2 separate regions of the Homo sapiens genome follow, and region 2 is linked to region 1. A link is a loop called in an ENCODE intact Hi-C map of the cell type or tissue named here. Cell type or tissue: breast epithelium. All regions are shown on one strand. Each heading gives the region's core, and the rest is flanking DNA. Links, peaks and the distances in the headings are about the cores only. Region 1 has its middle 41 kb from the start of THAP12. Region 2 has its middle 43 kb from the start of TRP-TGG2-1.

Evidence for each region. A loop is a pair of places that touch in the nucleus more often than their neighbours do. Peaks named below come from ENCODE experiments on the same cell type or tissue, not always from the same donor. Only the 100,000 strongest peaks of a DNase experiment are listed, where the experiment ranks them.
Region 2: a loop joins it to region 1, with 13 times the contacts of the local background. A loop is called at or near these places in 1 of 110 quality-filtered maps.

The regions. Positions count from the first base shown.
Region 1 is chr11:76,336,141-76,344,467 of GRCh38, forward strand. No RefSeq gene overlaps it. Among named protein-coding and RNA genes, the nearest start is that of THAP12, 41 kb to the right of the region's middle. In breast epithelium, for the core only: no CTCF peak of the experiment used is centred there; a DNase peak (open chromatin) is centred at 3,318; H3K27ac peaks cover 2,488 bases.
Region 2 is chr11:76,274,993-76,283,319 of GRCh38, forward strand. No RefSeq gene overlaps it. Among named protein-coding and RNA genes, the nearest start is that of TRP-TGG2-1, 43 kb to the left of the region's middle. In breast epithelium, for the core only: no CTCF peak of the experiment used is centred there; no DNase peak of the experiment used is centred there; H3K27ac peaks cover 749 bases.

The sequences.
Region 1 (8,327 bases), core at 98-8,097:
CATGCTTCCTGTACAGCATGTGGAACCATGAGCTGATTAAACCACTTTTCTTTATAAATTACCCAGTCTCAGGTAGTTCTCTACAGCAATGCAAGAATAGACTAATACAGCATCCCTGAGGACTAGTATTCTGTGTATTAGATGTTGGGGATCACCACCTCCAGAAGCAAGTACAAATGCCCTCACCTTCCTGTACACACACACACACACACACACACACACACACACACACACCTCCCAGCTTTTCCTGAAGTGCATTCCTCAGGCCACTGATCTGAGATTCTCCATGGTCAAACATTCCTGGGAAACACTGCTCTGTCAAAGTAAATGACAAAGTAAATGACAAATGATCACCAACATTTCTCCGAGACTTTAATACTTCTCTGCCTTAGCTCCCACCATTCTTTCCATCGGGACTGCTTTTGTTTTAACTCGTTTCTCTCTGCCAAAGTTCTATGTCATCTGTCAAGGGTTGAATCTCATGCTTTTTGCACCATGATGAAGGCTTCTTGGATCCTAACAAAGTGCTTGAGGTGCCTGACGGGTGTCCCCACTCATTGAAAGAAATAAATTACTGAGTGCAATAGGGGAATGACTGAAAGGAGGGAGGAGGAAGTGATAGGTGGATGGGGAAGTGGAGAATTAGATCATTGGGAGTGATTGTGACCGGGTTAATGAGTGGTGGCATGCAGTAGTTTGCTATTCCTGTCCACAATTCTACTCATTGTGGGTGGTTTAGGCAGGATCTTGAGCTCTACAGGTTGGACTGAGGTTCCCACAGTAGCCTGTTGGTGGCTCTTGGGCAGCCCCCAGAAACAGGTGAAAGGTCCCTCTCCTCAGCCTTCCCCTTGGTCTCTCATTCTTTTCTGAGAATGAGAACACTGCCACCAAGTCTCTGCCACCACTGGACAGTGATCTAGGAGTGTCTTGCTGCATTGCCTGTTCTTGTCCTTTAGACCATCCCCATGGGCACTCCAGAGGAGAGGGCACCTGAATTAGTTTGACCAGAGAAACTGGTAGGGCTCTGTGGAAACTGGGCTGTACTCACTTCCCACCCAGATTCTGCAGCTCACTGGACACCCCTATACTGCCCCTCTCAGGGGCCATAGGAGGGTGGACCTCCAAAAGGACCCAAAATGGGGAGGCCTATTGACCTGCTTATCCTCATTTATTTTTTATTTATTTTTATTTTTTGAGACAGGGTCTCACTGTCACCCAGGCTGGAGAGCAGTGGCACAATCATGGCTCACCACAACCTGGACCTCCTGGGCTCAGGTGATCCTCCCACCTCAGCCTCCCTAGTAGCTGGGACCACACAAGTGCACCACCATGCCTAGGTAATTAAAAAAAAAAAAAATTAATGGAGACAAGGTCTCACCATGTTGCCCAGGCTGGTCTCAAACTGCTGGGCTCAAGTGATCAGCCTACCTCAACCTCCCAAAGTACTGGGATTACAGGCATGAGCCACAGCACCTGGCCTGACCTACTTATCCTTATAAGCAATTTCCTCTGGAACCGTCACATCAGCAAATTGTCTACCCTCTTTGAACCTCATTTCCTCCTAACTCTACAATGGGTCTATCTATCTCACAGGCTAGTTTTAAGTTAAAGTAGATTAAAGTGCCTGGCCTATAGTAGGTCCCTAGCAGCAGTTACTTTCCTCCTTTTCCCCAGTCCTGATTCTGAGCTGCTAGACAGAGACTATTTTTCAGTTTTCCATCATGTGGTGTCAGGACACTGAATGTAGGATAAGTTGGGATGATGGGAGGGGGCAGCTGTGGCCCAGTCCATGTCAAATACAGGTGTGCAAATTTTAAAAGAAGCCTCACTGCACCTCTGCCTGCCCCCCTCCTCCCACTCCAGGGAAGGCTTTCCTGAGCCTTTCCCCTTCAAGGATTGCTTTTATTGTGCCATCTTGTAACTAGCCGGTTTTCTCATCAGTCTCCCACTCACTCCCACCCACCTCCCACAGATATGAACTTCCCTCAAATCAAGTGTCAGGGATGACTCAGGTCTGTGTCCTCAAGCCCACTCAGGGCTTGGCACAGAGCAGCCTCACCAAATAGAATAGTGAGAAGGACGGTTCTCTATAGTTGTCACTGAAGGTCCCTAAGGACAGTTTTACTGGCTGGGAACAGTGGCTCACGCCTGTAAGCCTAGCACTTTGGGAGTCCAAGGCGGGCGGATCACCTGAGGTCAGGAGTTCAAAACCAGCCTGGCCAACATGGCAAAACCCCGTCTCTACTAAAAGTACAAAAATTAGCTGGGCATGGTGGCGGGTGTCTGTAGTCCTAGCTACTCAGGAGGCTAAGGCAGGAGAATCGCTTGAACCCGGGAGGCAGAGGTTGCAGTGAGCCGAGATCGTGCCACTGCACTCCAGCCTGGCGACAAAGCGAGACTCCAGCCCCCACCCCCCAAAAAACAGTTTTACTTGCTGCTGAGAGGGTGCAGAGCTCTTCCAAGAGTGAGTGGGCACTGGGAGCTGAGACAAGGAGAGGAGATGATGTGGTGAGAGACGGAGTGGACAGAGCTCAATGAGGAACAAACTACTTTGTGATTTCCCCTTGTATTCATTCATTAAACTCAATTAACAGTATTAAGTGCCTAGTGTTTGCCAAAATCTTTGCATGTTCTGGCTTGGGGTACTGCAGTGTGTTGGGTGAGTGATATGGATCTTGCTCTATGCATTCTGGGCAAGTTGCTCAGCGTCTCTGAGCCTCAGTGGTATCAACAATATGGCCATAATACCCAATGTTTCACGAGGTGCTTCTGAGACATAACTTAAAAAAATTTTTTTTAGTGACAAGGTCTCGCTTTGTTGGCCAGGCTGGTCTCGAACTCCTGGCCTCAAACAATCCTCCCACCTCAGCCTCCCAAAGTGCTGGGATTACAGGCATGAGCCACCACACCCCGCCAACACAACTTTATTTATGTAAACTGATAGACACAGTCCCTGCTATATAATTGTTCCCTATTAAAGATAATAAAAATCCTCACTCAGTTCTGTGTGGTTAGAACGAGGGCTCCAGTAGGCCTTGGAGTTCAGGCCAGCAATCTAGTTCCTTCATCCAAGAGCTCAGAAAACTGGGGCCAGAGAAGACAGAGGTGGAGCAGGAAGAGATCCCTGGCCAAAGGCTTATAGAGCACTCTCTTTCCATCTATGCTGTTGTTTTTCCCAGAGTTTAGAGTCTGCAGAGCAGGCGTGTATGCTGGTTTGCCAAGCGCTCCTTTGGGGAAAGTGGTATGTGAAGCTGGGGCGCAGTTTGCACATAACAGAGCAATAAAGGCGACTTCCTGGACTCACAGCTGAGGATGCACTTAAGGACTGGGCCTGCAACGTGCTGCTCTGAGCACTTCCTCTCTCTGGCTGTCCCTTCTGCTGAGTTACAGCCTGGCCCGGGAGAGTTTATTGCTTCACCCCAGAACATTCTCTTACTGGATAGAGTTTGAGGCAATAATAATGATACAAGTGTATCTGTAAGATTTTCCACTGTTTCCCTAGTGCTATCATATTCTTGATTTCATTTGATCCCCGAAACGTGTTTTTTTGTTGTTTTGTTTTTGTTTTTTTTACAGCTGGAGAAACTTTGGCTCATGGAGATAAGTATCTTATCTGAAGTCTTGGTTCTGATCACCAGGTAGTTTCACCAAGTCTAGTGCTCACTGAGTACTTGAAATAAGAGTTGACACTGAGTGCCTCCTGGATGCCAGCCTCTGCTTGAAATGCTCCACCTGCAGTAGGTCCTAGTAATCCACACAGCCACTGTATGTGGAAGACAGTTATTATTCCTTCCCCAGATGAAGATGCTGAAGGACAGAAGTGAAGCAACTGACCCAAGGATACACAGCTAGAGATGGCAGAACTAGGGTTCAAATCAAGGCAGTTAGGCTCCACAATCTATGTTCTTCATCTCAATGTCAGGGTTTCCTAACCTTTATGGGGATTTTGGGCCAGATGATCCTTGTTGTGGGGCTGTGGGATGCTCGGCAGCATCCCTGGCCTCTACTCACTAGAAGCCAGTACCACTTCCTTGCACCACGGTTGTGACAATCAAAAATGCCTCCAGATATTGCCGAATGTCACTAGGGGGTGGGGGTGGGGCAAAATCACCCCCAGTTGAGAACCGTTGGTCTGTGTTATGCTATTCTAAAAATGACAACATATAGTTATTCAATGGCAACCCATAATTTGACAAAATATGTTCCTGGAGACCTCTTCCCAAAATGAACCAATATTCAGACTCAAACAACCTTAACTGCTCGCCTCCTATGCCCAATTTATAGACCATTTAAAAATGCACTGATGCCTAAATAAATCAAGTGACTTGCCCAGAATAACAAAGCTAGTATGTGACAGAACAGAAACTTGAACATTGGTTCCAAAGTCCACATGACTTTTTTTGGTAGTATTCATTCTGATGTGAGATAACTGTATTTTTTCAATTCTAAGATACATTTTATCCCCACAGTTTAATGGTTTTGAAATTGAGATGCAACATAAAACTAGTGTATGTTTATAGCTGAAATATGTTTTATTCCCCTAAAAGCTATTATGTAATTGAAAATGTGTCTCCACCAATAGCCTCTTAGAATTGAGACTCACGGGCTTGAGCTGTGAGAGTGGAGGATGCTGATGGAGTCAGATGGAAGGAAAGAGACACAGCAGTAGCCCTCCTGTTCTGATAGGACACCGGGCCTCTGCCCTGGCCATCCACACCAGTTCTGCATCCTTACCTGCTGACCTATCCAGTCTTTGTGACCTAGTTCACACCACACTCCTCCAAGAAGCCTTTCTAGGTCCCTTGGCACATATCTCACCCTGTTCTAATTTCGTCTAGAAGCCTTTTTTCTGTCAGAGCATTTTAGTAACAATATTGTATATAGCTGATTAAATGCTTTCTCCTTCATCATGAGATATGTTAGCATCCTTGCTTTACAGATGAGGAGACAGGCCCAGAGAGGGGTGGCAATCTGCCCAACATCTCTCTCAAGGTCAGTGGAAGGGTGGGGAAAATAAGTGAGTCTCTGGGTTCTTCACACCAATATTTCATGCTTGTCGTGGGATAGTTAACCACAATCAGCTGGTGAGCAGTCGGGTTAGCCAGACCTTTCCTTGGAGAAAGTGGCATTCCAGGATGTGATGAGGTTTGCCCATAGACTCCACAATAAAAACTGTAATACATGAGCTCAGAGAGGTGAAGTGGTTTACCCAAGGCCCCACCACTTCAAAGTGACAGCATTTAGATGGGGTGTCCCGATACCCTCCTTGTTGCTTTCTCTGGTTCCTTGCTGCTGTTTTGTCCAACCCTGACCCTTTTCTCACTCTGATGCTTCCAGGTCCCGGCCACACTTCTCTCCACTTCCTTCAGCAGGAAAGGGACAACAGCCTCTTCTAGGCCCATGTCTCTGCTCTTATTGATGTCACACGGGCTGTGGCTCCTCCAGCATCTCCCACCAATGCTCTCTTCAAGAGCCAGATTCAAATCCCTCCACCCACCACAGTGACATGCACCAGGACCCTATGCACCAGACTCCAAATCAGAAAGCCACAGAGCTGGCCAGGCGCAGTGTCTCATGCCTGTAATCCCAGCACTTAAGGAGGCTGAGGCAGGTGGATCCTTTGAGTTCAGGAGTTCAAGACCAGCCTGGGCAACATGGCAAAACCTTCTCTCTACAAAAAATACAAAAATTAGCAGGGAGTGATGGTTTACATCTTTTGTCCCAGCAACTAGAGAGGCTGGGTGAGAGGATCGTTTGAGCCCAGAAGGCAGAAGCTGCAGTGAGCCGTGATCACATCACTGCACTCCAGTCTGGGTGACAGAGTGAGACTCTGTCTCAAAAACAAAAAACAAACAAGGAAGAAAGAGCTGGAGGAAAAGAGACATAAAGTCCATCCCAGCAGTGCTGCATTTTGGCAAGCCACCTGGGGATGACACTGCCATCTTATAGGCTGTTACGAGGACTGAAATGACAAGACATCTGTACAAACTCTTGGTGCACCTTCGAGTGCTGTGGGATTGAGGCTGGCTGTGTGGTGCAGTGCGAAGAGCACTGCCTCTGGCTTTGGGCAGACACGGACCTCAGGCAAATGATCCTGAAATTCAGTTCTCCCATGGGAATAATATATCAGCCTCATCAAATTGTGGGTCCACAGTGCCTGGCATACAGGAGGCACACAATAAATATTATATTCCTTCCTAAGTGTAAGCGTCATTATATGAAGCACAGCAGAATCAATCCTTTAATTCTATTATTTAAGCACATGGATAAATCTCATGCTATGGGTAGGGAATTTAACCTCAAATGAGCACTAAGACTGCTAATAATTTTAAGGCACAAGGATTTAGTCATCTGTCTTTCAAGGAGACTGTACGCTGGAAAAGAATGCAGTCCAGAAGAAGATGCCACTATGTATGGAGGGTGATTTAAAAATGCGCATCTCTTCATCCATACTGTTTCAGGTTGGCTCCCCTTCTGTATAAAAAGGCAGGAGCTGAGACACAAGCAGGTTCTAAAGAGGGCAATGAAAATTACATGGGTTGTGGTTTGAGCAGGGAAGGAAGAGAAGAAAAAATAAGGCATAAATTATTTCACTTGGAAAGGAAGGGGTAAGACGGGTGATAAATAGGAGGGTATTATATGGCAGCAGAGGGTGGTGAGTCGCATGCCAAGGTTGTTATTGTGGCAGGGGCCTGGGGGCCAAAGGGATCACGTCTCGAGACTTGGAACACATTGGAAGAAAGACTATACATATCACAGACGTTATTAATTATGATTAACAGTGGCCAATGTGAGGTTTGCTTTTTGATTGTCTTTTTTTTTTTTTTTGACAGTTTCGCTCTTGTTGCCCAGGCTGGAATGCAGTGGCATGATCTCGGCTCACTCCAACCATTGCCTCCCGGATTCAAGCGATTCTCCTGCCTCAGCCTCCTGAGTAGCTGGGATTACAGGTGCCTACCTACCATGCCCGGCTAATTTTTGTATTTCTAGTAGAGACGAGGTTTTACCATGTTGGCCAGGTTGGTCTCAAACTCCTGACCTCAGGTGATCTGCCTGCCTCAGCCTCCCAAAGTGCTGGGATCACAGGCGTGAGCCACTGCACCTGGTCTCTTCTCTCACTTTCTAAACACGCCCAGAAACTACAGGCTGTACTCTGCCATATGCATCTCACCTGCGAAGGGCACTGTTTCTATGACCAGGTCACATGAGTAGGGCCAACTCCTAAGCAGGGCTTCCTAGGTTTTCATGGATTGGCCCCTAAATCCCTTTCTATCCTCACTTTGGTTGCTTTCCTCCCCTCCAATCCTCTAGCCACTCTGAATTTCCCATTGGCCCTAGAACCCACCATTTGTTCAACAAGTATGGAGCAACTATTACATGCCAGGTCCTGTTTTACACATTTGGAATACAACCAGTAAATAGGACAAAGTCCCAGCCTTTGTAGAACTTATATACTAGTGTGGGAAGACCCATTATTTCCAGGAAAGGTAGGCTAGTTTTGAAAGGGTAGTCTGAGAAAACTTCTCCGTGGAGAATATTTCAGCAAAGACCTGAATGGTATAAAAAATGAGCTAGAAGCTAACTGGGTCAACAGCTTTCAAGGCACATCAAGTGTAAAGGCCTTGAACAAGCTTCTCTCAATGAGCTTGGCGAGTAGATGAAACCAAAAGACCACCATTAATAGCTGGGCAGAATGAAGGAGGTCCAGAAGTTGGCATAGACCAGCTCACATAGAGCCTTAAGAGTCATGGTCAGGAGCTTGGATTCTGGTCTAAGTGTGGGGGTCTGAGAAAAGGAGGTCCACGCGATCACTCTGCCTGTTGGGTGGAAAATAACCTTGTAGGGAACGATAAAGTGAGAGATGATGATGGTTTGGACTAGGCAGGTAACAGGAGAGGGGGTGAGAACTGAGGGCCAGACATAAGGGTACACTGGTTATAGGACACTTGAGCTGGGCCCTGAAGAATTAGCAGTCTAAGTTTGCCAACAGGGTCAACGTCTCATCTTTGCAGCCAAAACACCTAGCATAATACCTGGCATGACGTGTGTTAAATGGAACTGGAAAAGTAGTAACAAATATTCTGGAAGAAAAATGTTTTCATGAAGTAATCTTGAATTTTCTATTTCAGAATGCTATTTAATCTTTTTCAAGATGGCTATATATATAATAGAAAATTTGAAAAATTGTAATGTCAAAGACGGGAAGTTATAATTCCTCATAGTCCCACCGCCTGGAGACAAACTGGTATTTTGGTGTACTTTCCCCCTAGTCTTTCCATACTCATTTGTAAAAAGGTGGGTATTTCCTCTTTGAGGAGCAGCCTAGT
Region 2 (8,327 bases), core at 282-8,281, 61 kb before region 1:
ATCAGCCATCGCTGACTTTGAGGAGGGAAGGGGGCCACTAGCCAAGGAGTGCGGGCAGCCTCTAGAAGCTGGGAAAGGCAAGAGAACAGGATCTCCCCAGAGCCTCTGTAAAGGAGCGCAGTTCTGACACTCTGATGCTAGCCCAATAAAGTACATTTTGGACTTCTGTCCTATGGAATTGTAGGGTAATACATTTGTGTTAAGTCCTTGAGTTTGTGGGAATTTGTTACAGTGACCATAGTGAGACAGCGACACAGCAAATCCCACTACCACGATACTCCTTTTGTTCCCACTGTTATGCCTCCGGCTGGGAATGGAACAGACACTGCCACTTTTGGTCCCCCTAACAATCTTGGGAGAAGGTGTAATCATCCTTAGGTTACGGATGAGAAAACAGAGGCTCAGGTAACAGACAACTGCTAAAGGCAACCAGTTAGTGGAAGAGGGAGCCAACAGGCAAACCCTCGCCTGTCTGACTTGGAGCCGGGCTGGGGTCCTCATATAACTTCCTCGCCCAGTGGTCCTCTTATCTCTGCTGAAACCCTCCAGCCACAGAGGCTCACACCTTGCAAAGCCCCAGGCCTCCCTGCTCCCTCCTGGCCTCATGCCTTGCATGACCTGATGGATGGTGGCTAGAATAGCCAGTGGAGGGCGGCCAGAATGTCAGACTCTGGCCAGTCAGCGGGCAATGAATCCAGGACACAGTTGCCTTGTTGGTGGGCCCAGGCTGAGCATCCCTACTCACGGGGAGCAGGTTCTGTTTATCAAAATCTAGACTTCTGCCCTCCTCTCCTGCCTCCAGCCTCCACGCTCCCCTTGGCTGAACTGGGTTTTGGAATGCATTGCTTTGTACTAAATGGAGAAAATGTGGAACCTTGTCTTTCAAGATTTATTCTTCTCTGTGCTGTCACCTCCACTCCTGTCTAATCCTGGAATGTCCCCGGGGTGGGTGAGGTGAGGGAGGGCAGCTATGGCTCCTCCGATTTCTTCCTGACAAATGTAAAATGGGCCAGGGGGGCCACAGGGGAGGTAAATCGATCCCAAAAAGTGCCTTGTGTGCAATTTGGGGATGAGAGAAAGTTCATGTAGAGATAGGGCTCCGAGGATGCACCCCCAGGGGCTGGCCTGGCCAGCTGATGACCAAAAACAACTGCCTCCCTCCTCCCCAACACACGCAACCCACACACAGGCCCAGGCTTACACCCCCCAACTGAGTGGGAACAGTCAAGATCCCAGAGGCCAGACCACAAAACCTAAACACAGACTCCAGAGGGCAGATGAGACCCAGGGGAACGTCTCCTCTGACCTCTTCATTGGCCTAGAGAAGGGAGGTGCCTTGCCTAAGGTCACATGGCAAAGCCGGGACTACCGCCTCATCAAGCCTCAGTTTCCCAGGGGTAAAATGCAGGCCTGATGAGAAGCTCAAGTGAGGCAGAAATTGCTAAGTGAATGTGACAGGGAAGTAATTACAGCCCAGCAAGGATTGGGAGCAGTTTTCTTTCTTAATGCTGTGAAACTGAGGCTCGGAGAGGAACTTTTTCAAGATCACACAGCTGGCAAGTGGCAAAGCTGAACTTCGGACTGGCTCTGTCTGACTTCAGAGCCCACGGGTGCTACCTTTCACCACATTGTCATGTCACATGTCAGCATCACAGTGACCCTTTCTATACCTGAAATCTCTTCCAATTTCCTGAACCCAAGACCCAAGGGAGTGACTGGGAGGCCTGGGAGGCTCTGGGGAGATGTGTGAGTCTGAACAAAGGTCAGACCCCGGCTTGACTGCAGTCCCCAACCCCCCAGTTGGTCCTGTGTGCCAGGTATACCCTGAAGGCCTGCAGACAGCCCTGGCAGGGGGTCTCTGGGTAGGCAGGGGGGACATCACACACTGTGGGCTTGGACCTGTGGGGATGTCCTTCTTGGCCCACCTGGGCATTTCATGTCCCTGCATCTGTCCGGGGCTTGAGGGGCTCCTTCGGGTGCAGGCCCTGAACAGGGTCCTCAGGTGCTGGGCACACACAAGGGGTCACTCAAGCACTCAGCAAATGCCTGGCAGGCCCTGTCCTGGGTTCCGGGTAGAGACCATCAGACCCAGTCCTTTCCCTAGAGCAGTCCCTGAGCAAGTGCAGGAGAGGCGGGAAGAGATAAATGACAGAAGGGGAGCTGGCACCTTCGCACATCCACCAAAGCCACCCCTTCCTGCAAGCACAACGTTGTCTTAAAAAATACACAAATTCCTGTTGACAGTCTCGGGCCAGGTGGCCCCCAGAGTGGTGCAGGGTCAACCAGCACGGCAGCACGGCCCCGTGCACCCCAGGTCTTCAGGCCAAAACCTGAATGAAGGGCTCTTTGACTCCAAAGCTGTGCCTTCCTCACAGCTCCACAGGAGGCCTGGCTGCCTCCACTGCAGCCCACACCCTCTCCTGTGCTCGCTGCTCCCACACCCAGGCGGCTTCCTGTCCAGGCCTTCTTGCCTCTTCTGCATAGGCAGGGGCTAGATGGGAGACCCCGCGGCCCCCGCCTGCCTGGGACGGTCTGGCGTGAGTGTATGCAGAGCTGGCCCTCGAGCCAGGGCAATGGTCCTTGAAGCGCACGTCAATGTGACGTGACCACAGGGGTCACTTGGAAAGGGCAGGACAAATGGGTCATGGGAGAGAACAGGAGCATAGCAGGAGCCCCTCCCATCCGCACAGTGGTTTGCCCCTTACAAATCCTGTTTCCACACTGTGGCTCCCTGAAAGAGCCACTACAAAAGAATGGGTGAAGCGAGGCAGGCTCAGAGAGCTCAAGTCACTTGTCCAAGGTCACACAGCCACACCACAGCCCTGCTGACCCTGCCTGTCAGCCTGCCCCTCCATCCCAGGCCTCCTTCACCACCCGCAGCCCCTCTCTGGCTCGCATGGGTGGGCTCAGGGAGGCAGGGGCTGGGCTCTGTGGCTGGGCCCCGCCATGTGCATTGAGGCATTGGAGTTGGCAATGACGATGGAGCTGCCAGAGCTGCTGTCTGCCGGGAGGAGGTCACGGTCTGCAGACGCCACGGTCTGTTGGCTTTGCGAGCAGGATGAACTGGGGAGGCCCACCTGGCCCTGGGTAGGTTGGGGTGCTCTCAGCAGAGCCAGGGGAGACGGCAGCTCCGCCAGGGCCCTCTTGTTTCCCTGCTTCCTGCTGGAGTGCGGGGGCAAATAGCCCATCCAAGCCTCCTTTGCAGGGCAAGTGAGTGGGTGATGCACTAGGTGAGGGGTGCACTGCAAGAGACCGGGGGACCTCAGGCCAAGGGCAGCATTACCCAGCCCCCTTGGAAGCCCAGCAATTACCTAAGCATGGGCACTCTGGAGCCACGCTTCTGGGTTCAAATCCCAGACACCTGTGTGTGACTGTGGGCAAGGTCACCTTCACCTCTCTGTCCCAGCTGCCCCATCTGTGTGATTACACTAATACCAATGTTTACCTTATAGGGTTGTTATGATAATACTGACCCTCATAACCAGCAAGTCAGGCAAGGGCCGGGACACAAACGTAGGATCCCTTTCAACAAAGGCACAGCGTATGCATGAGAAAGACTACCCTAGAATTGCTTCAAAAGCCTCTTCCCCTCTCCAGGCCTCAGTCTTTCTGTCTGAAGAGTGGGTGGGTCAGCCTACTAGGTCTCCAAGTCCCTGAGAGGTTAGCCACCCGATGCCCTGTGCCCCCTTGAGCACTGATGGAGGATGGAGAGGCAGCGGGATTAGGCAAGTGACCAGCAGGTCTAGGGCTGAGGACAGTGTGTCCTCTCCACTCTAAGGACACTGGGAGTGGTGGCAGAGGAGGGGATGCCCTTTTGGGGGTGTGGAAGACCATGTCCCCCATCTCACTCGCCCAGCTGACTAAGGCCAGGCCCTTCAGGCAATAGGGACAGGAACAGGATTGGGGCACCCCAAACTGCTCCCCAAATCAACTTCCTTTTGTTAAAAAAATGGCAAAATCTTTCTGGTGTGGATTGACAAAAATTACAGAGCCATTTAGGACCAGACAGAGGTAGATTCCCAACCCGCCTCTTCCACATAATGCTGTGTAACTTGGGTGAGACACTCAACCTCTCTCTGTCTCCAATTCCTCAACTGTAAAATGGGGCTTATAGTCCCTCCTTCACAAGGGGGTGACAGGTGGGAGAGCTCCCTAACCAGAGCGGGTGCTCAGAAGATGCTGGGCCGCTGGGTCCTTCCCACCTTCTTTTGTTGATTCAATCCAACTACCTTGATGCCACCTAAAGTGGACTAGGCCCTGTCGTGGGCTGAGGACCCACATAGACCAGCGTCACTCCTGCTTTCAACCAGCTCAAGGGTCCCAGGAGAAGTCAATGCTGTGACCAAAATGTTGAGATGAGTGAAGACTTCACGCTGGAGGTGGAGGCAACTGGATGTTTTACCATGATTGTTGAAGTCAGATGATTCAGACACGGGGTTTATGACACTATTCTATATGATGTTGTAAGTTTTTCATGAATCACCTAAAATCATCTCAAATTCTATCTTCCATATGTAATAGTCTCAACAACCAGACGTCAGGAAGCATTGGAGGATCTGTCTAACTTTGCCTCCTCTGGACAAGGTCCAGTTTGTCCATGGAGCCCAGAGCAGGCCGTTCTCCAAAGTAGAACATTCCTTCCATGTCCAGCTTTGGAGAAATGTAGGGTCCTGGCCCCCACATTTCTGGTGATGCAGCCAGAGATGATAATGGTGTCCTTTGCAGCCTGCCGCTGTTGGCTCATGGCCACTCTCCCCTCTGCTCCTATCCTGGGTGGCCTGCAGGTGGGCTGAACCACAGGCGGCAAATATTTGCTGACCGAGGGAACGTATTGTCATTGAATACCACTCAGCAGGTGTCTGCATGTGAGGGGGTGAAACAGGGGGCAGTGGCTGGGGAAGGAATTGCCTGAAGCTTCACACCTGTGGGGAGGCCCAGACGGTGGGTGACCCAGCCCCAACCCTGGTCAAGTTCAAAGGCTGAGGGAGAAGACAGGGGCCAGATCGGATGCTTGAACAACAGGGCGCAAGAAGTAAAGATGTCATCAAAGGCTGAGGTGACAGCTCTGCAGTTGCGCTGAGCCAGAAAGAGCTGGGCACGAGAAGACAGGTCAGGTCCCCACAGCAGAGTGAGGGCAGGGCACCAGCAGCTCCTGGGGTAGCCCACATATTCAGAGACACCCCCTCGCAAGGAGAGGGCAGGGTTAAACATGAGTGGCCAGGTGGAGTGTGGCATATGAGCATCAGGACCCCATAGAGACCCAGATCTACCCTCGAATGTGTGCAGCCTCACAGGGCACTCCTGCAGGTGGAGATAGCAGTAACACCCCCTTGAGATGTTCAGGGCGGAGTTGATGATGGGCTGACACTGTGGGTGGGCGCTCGGTGGAGAGGGACTCGCCTGCCTCTAAATCAGGTCCAGCCCTCAGCTCCAGGGCTGCTCCTAGTGAAGCTGGCCCTGCCCACCACTTGTTAAAAAATATTCCGAATAATACTCAGCTGCATCTTGTCAAGCATCTGCTAGGTGTCCGACAGTTGCTAAGTGCTTCATAGGCCCTAACACGGGATCCTCACGAAACTGCATGGAATAAGTGCTACCACTTCCTCCCTTTCCAGGCAAGGACACTAAGGCTGGGGAGCTGAGGAGACTGCCTGAGTTGCGAAGCCAACATTCGACAGACGACTTCGGGGACCACCAGCCAGGCTGCAGGGCCCTGCTAGTCCTGCGGCCATTCCTTCCTGCAGCTTGCCACCTAGGCCACTCGGCTGGCCCAGAACCACCTGCTGCCTTCTGTTGTCCTTAGAACAGGGAACAGTGGGGTTCCTTAGAACAGACTCCTGGGGTGCCCACTGGTCCTGTGGGCAGAGAGAGACTCTGACCACTACCTTAGGTCTCCCATTCCCAGTAGGGAGAGACTTGGTGGCCTCATGCCCTGTGGAGAGATGAGGGCCTGGGTGGGGGGAGTGAGAATTCGGCCATTGTTGGGCAGGGGTCCTCAGAGCAGCCACGAGTCCAGAGCTCAGAGGGGAACTCACCCAGCTTGCCATGCCAGGGGCTGCCGAGGACCCCGGCCTCCTGCTCCCAGCCAGGTTCTGGCCACGTCGTGGAAGAAGGGGAGGCAGGGAGCAGGAACAGCCAGGTCTCCCCCGATGGGGCCAAGGCATTGGAACCTCCCTGCTCACTGTCTGGGGTGGGGGTTGAAGAAACAGCACAAGGGCCTGGAAACTTGGGACCTGTGGAGTGGTCTTGGGCAAGCCCCTTACCCTTTCAGAACCTCCGTTTCTGCCCAGTTGACCCACTGGCTGAAGTGTCCAGCGAGACAATGTGTGCGAGTGTCCTCGGTGGTCCCCTGCCTAAGCTTTCTACCACTGCTCTTGCTACATGACCTCAGGGCACCTGTGTGGCTGTCCTGGCTGGGCTCCAGGCGGGAGCGGAGCTGTGGTCTGCTCAGATAAGGAGCCCCCCGGCTCCCAAACAGGATGGTAGCAGCCCCACTGTGTGATTTTAGGAACCATCATAGCAGTCAGGCAAACCAGGAAAATAATACTAACCCGGCCAGCTCCTTCCTGCTGCCAGAAATCACAGACGGGAAAGTGCAGGGGCCATGGTGGGCGAGGGTGCTGGGGAAGCCAGGTGCCCTTGAGCCCGCCTGCCATGGGACTCTGTGGGATGTTTCTGGGCAAGGCTGGGCAGGGGGGCTGGTCTCAGCTACTTATGCCCACACCTCCCCTAGGTGGGGCCCTGGGGTGGGGGTAGGGGCACCAGTGCACCAGAGGAGGTTTCACCGGGCTGGACTGGGAAGGCCCTGTCCCTGCCTCCTTGTGACTCTGGAGGTCCCTGGCCCTCTCTGGATGCTGGGATTCCCATCTACATTAGGGGACTTCTTTCTGACTCCCTATGATCCTGATAGGGGCTGGGGGGTACCATCTGCAGGGCCCTGTGGCTGACACAGGCCCAGGGAAGGGTTGGGACTCTGTCTCAGGCACTCCCCACCTCCCCATCTCCCTGCAGCCTGCTTCTCCCATCCCTCATCTGGACTACCCACTTCCTCCCCCGGGCTCCCCACCTCCGAATCTGCCTCACTCATTCCAGGGGGATGCAGACATCACCCGCAAACAAACAGGGCTCCTCAGGGTGAATCTAGGCACCTAGGAAATGTTCGCTTTTGGGAGGAAAGTTCCAGGCAGAGAGAAAAACACACTGAACGCCTGAGGAGACCCGGCCCATTTGGGCACAAGGGTGGCCCATGGTATGGCTCAAAGACCAAGACGCGATGGGGACACAGCGATGGGAGTGGAGGCTGGATGGGGCATGTGGGGGACAGTGAGGGCGGTAAATGCCTGTGAGGCCTGTGCTGGGGAGGCTGCTGCACAGGACGCAGGTGCTTGAGGAAGAAGCTCTGCCCACAGTGTGGGAGGCACGGCACAGGGCCGAGGAAGAAGGCAGAGGGACCGGGGCGGCAGGCCTGGGGAGTGTGCTGGGGTCGGGGAGGACTCCAGAGCCTTGACAGAAGCATCAGGATGGCCCAGAAAAGGGGCACCCACCGTGTGGATAGGAGCCTGGCTGGGCTCCAGGGTCGCCCATCCCGGGGCAGGTGCAGGGAGGTGTCTGGTGTTCAGTGGCCTCAGAATGTGGGGCCTGGTGCAGCCTTGGGGTGTGGAAGGGCTTTCATGAACTGTGAGAAAGAAATTGCTGTTCTTTATATATGACCCAGTCTATGGTGTCCGTGACAGCAGCAGGAGACGGCCTCAGACAGTGTCGTAGACTGTGAGATGGAGGCAGGGGCTGTAAGCGTGCGTGTTCAGCACCCAGTGTAGCATAATTCCCAGGGAGCAGCTGGTCAGCTCTACCCTAAAACGGGCTCTGGGCCAGGGATGAGCAGCATTATCTGTGTCAGAGACCCCACTGTCCCCTGCTAGGGACACTAAGCAGGACCCTGGCAGATACCCCCAGGGGGTCACCCACTCTGAAGGCAGAGGCTGGACTCCTGTGCCCGGGCAGGACAGACCCTCCTCTGCCTCAGCACAGCCCTGACCTCAGCCTGGCCCCTGCTGCTGACTCTGCTGACTACCCTGGACGCAGAGGGGCTGGAGAGAAGGGCCTGGGGGAGGATATGAGGATATGTGTCCAGGGCCTGGGGTTTTCCTATAACTGCAGGTGGCTCATGAAATCCTCACAGCAGCTGTCAAAGGAGGCAGGAGAGGTGAAGTGGGGTCCCCAAGGGCATAATGCAGGAAGCCGCAGAGCGGACTTGACCCCAAAGCCCTCACACTTTTTCTTTCAGGGCTGCTGCCCCCAAAAGGAAGGTGAGAGGTGAGAATGAACTT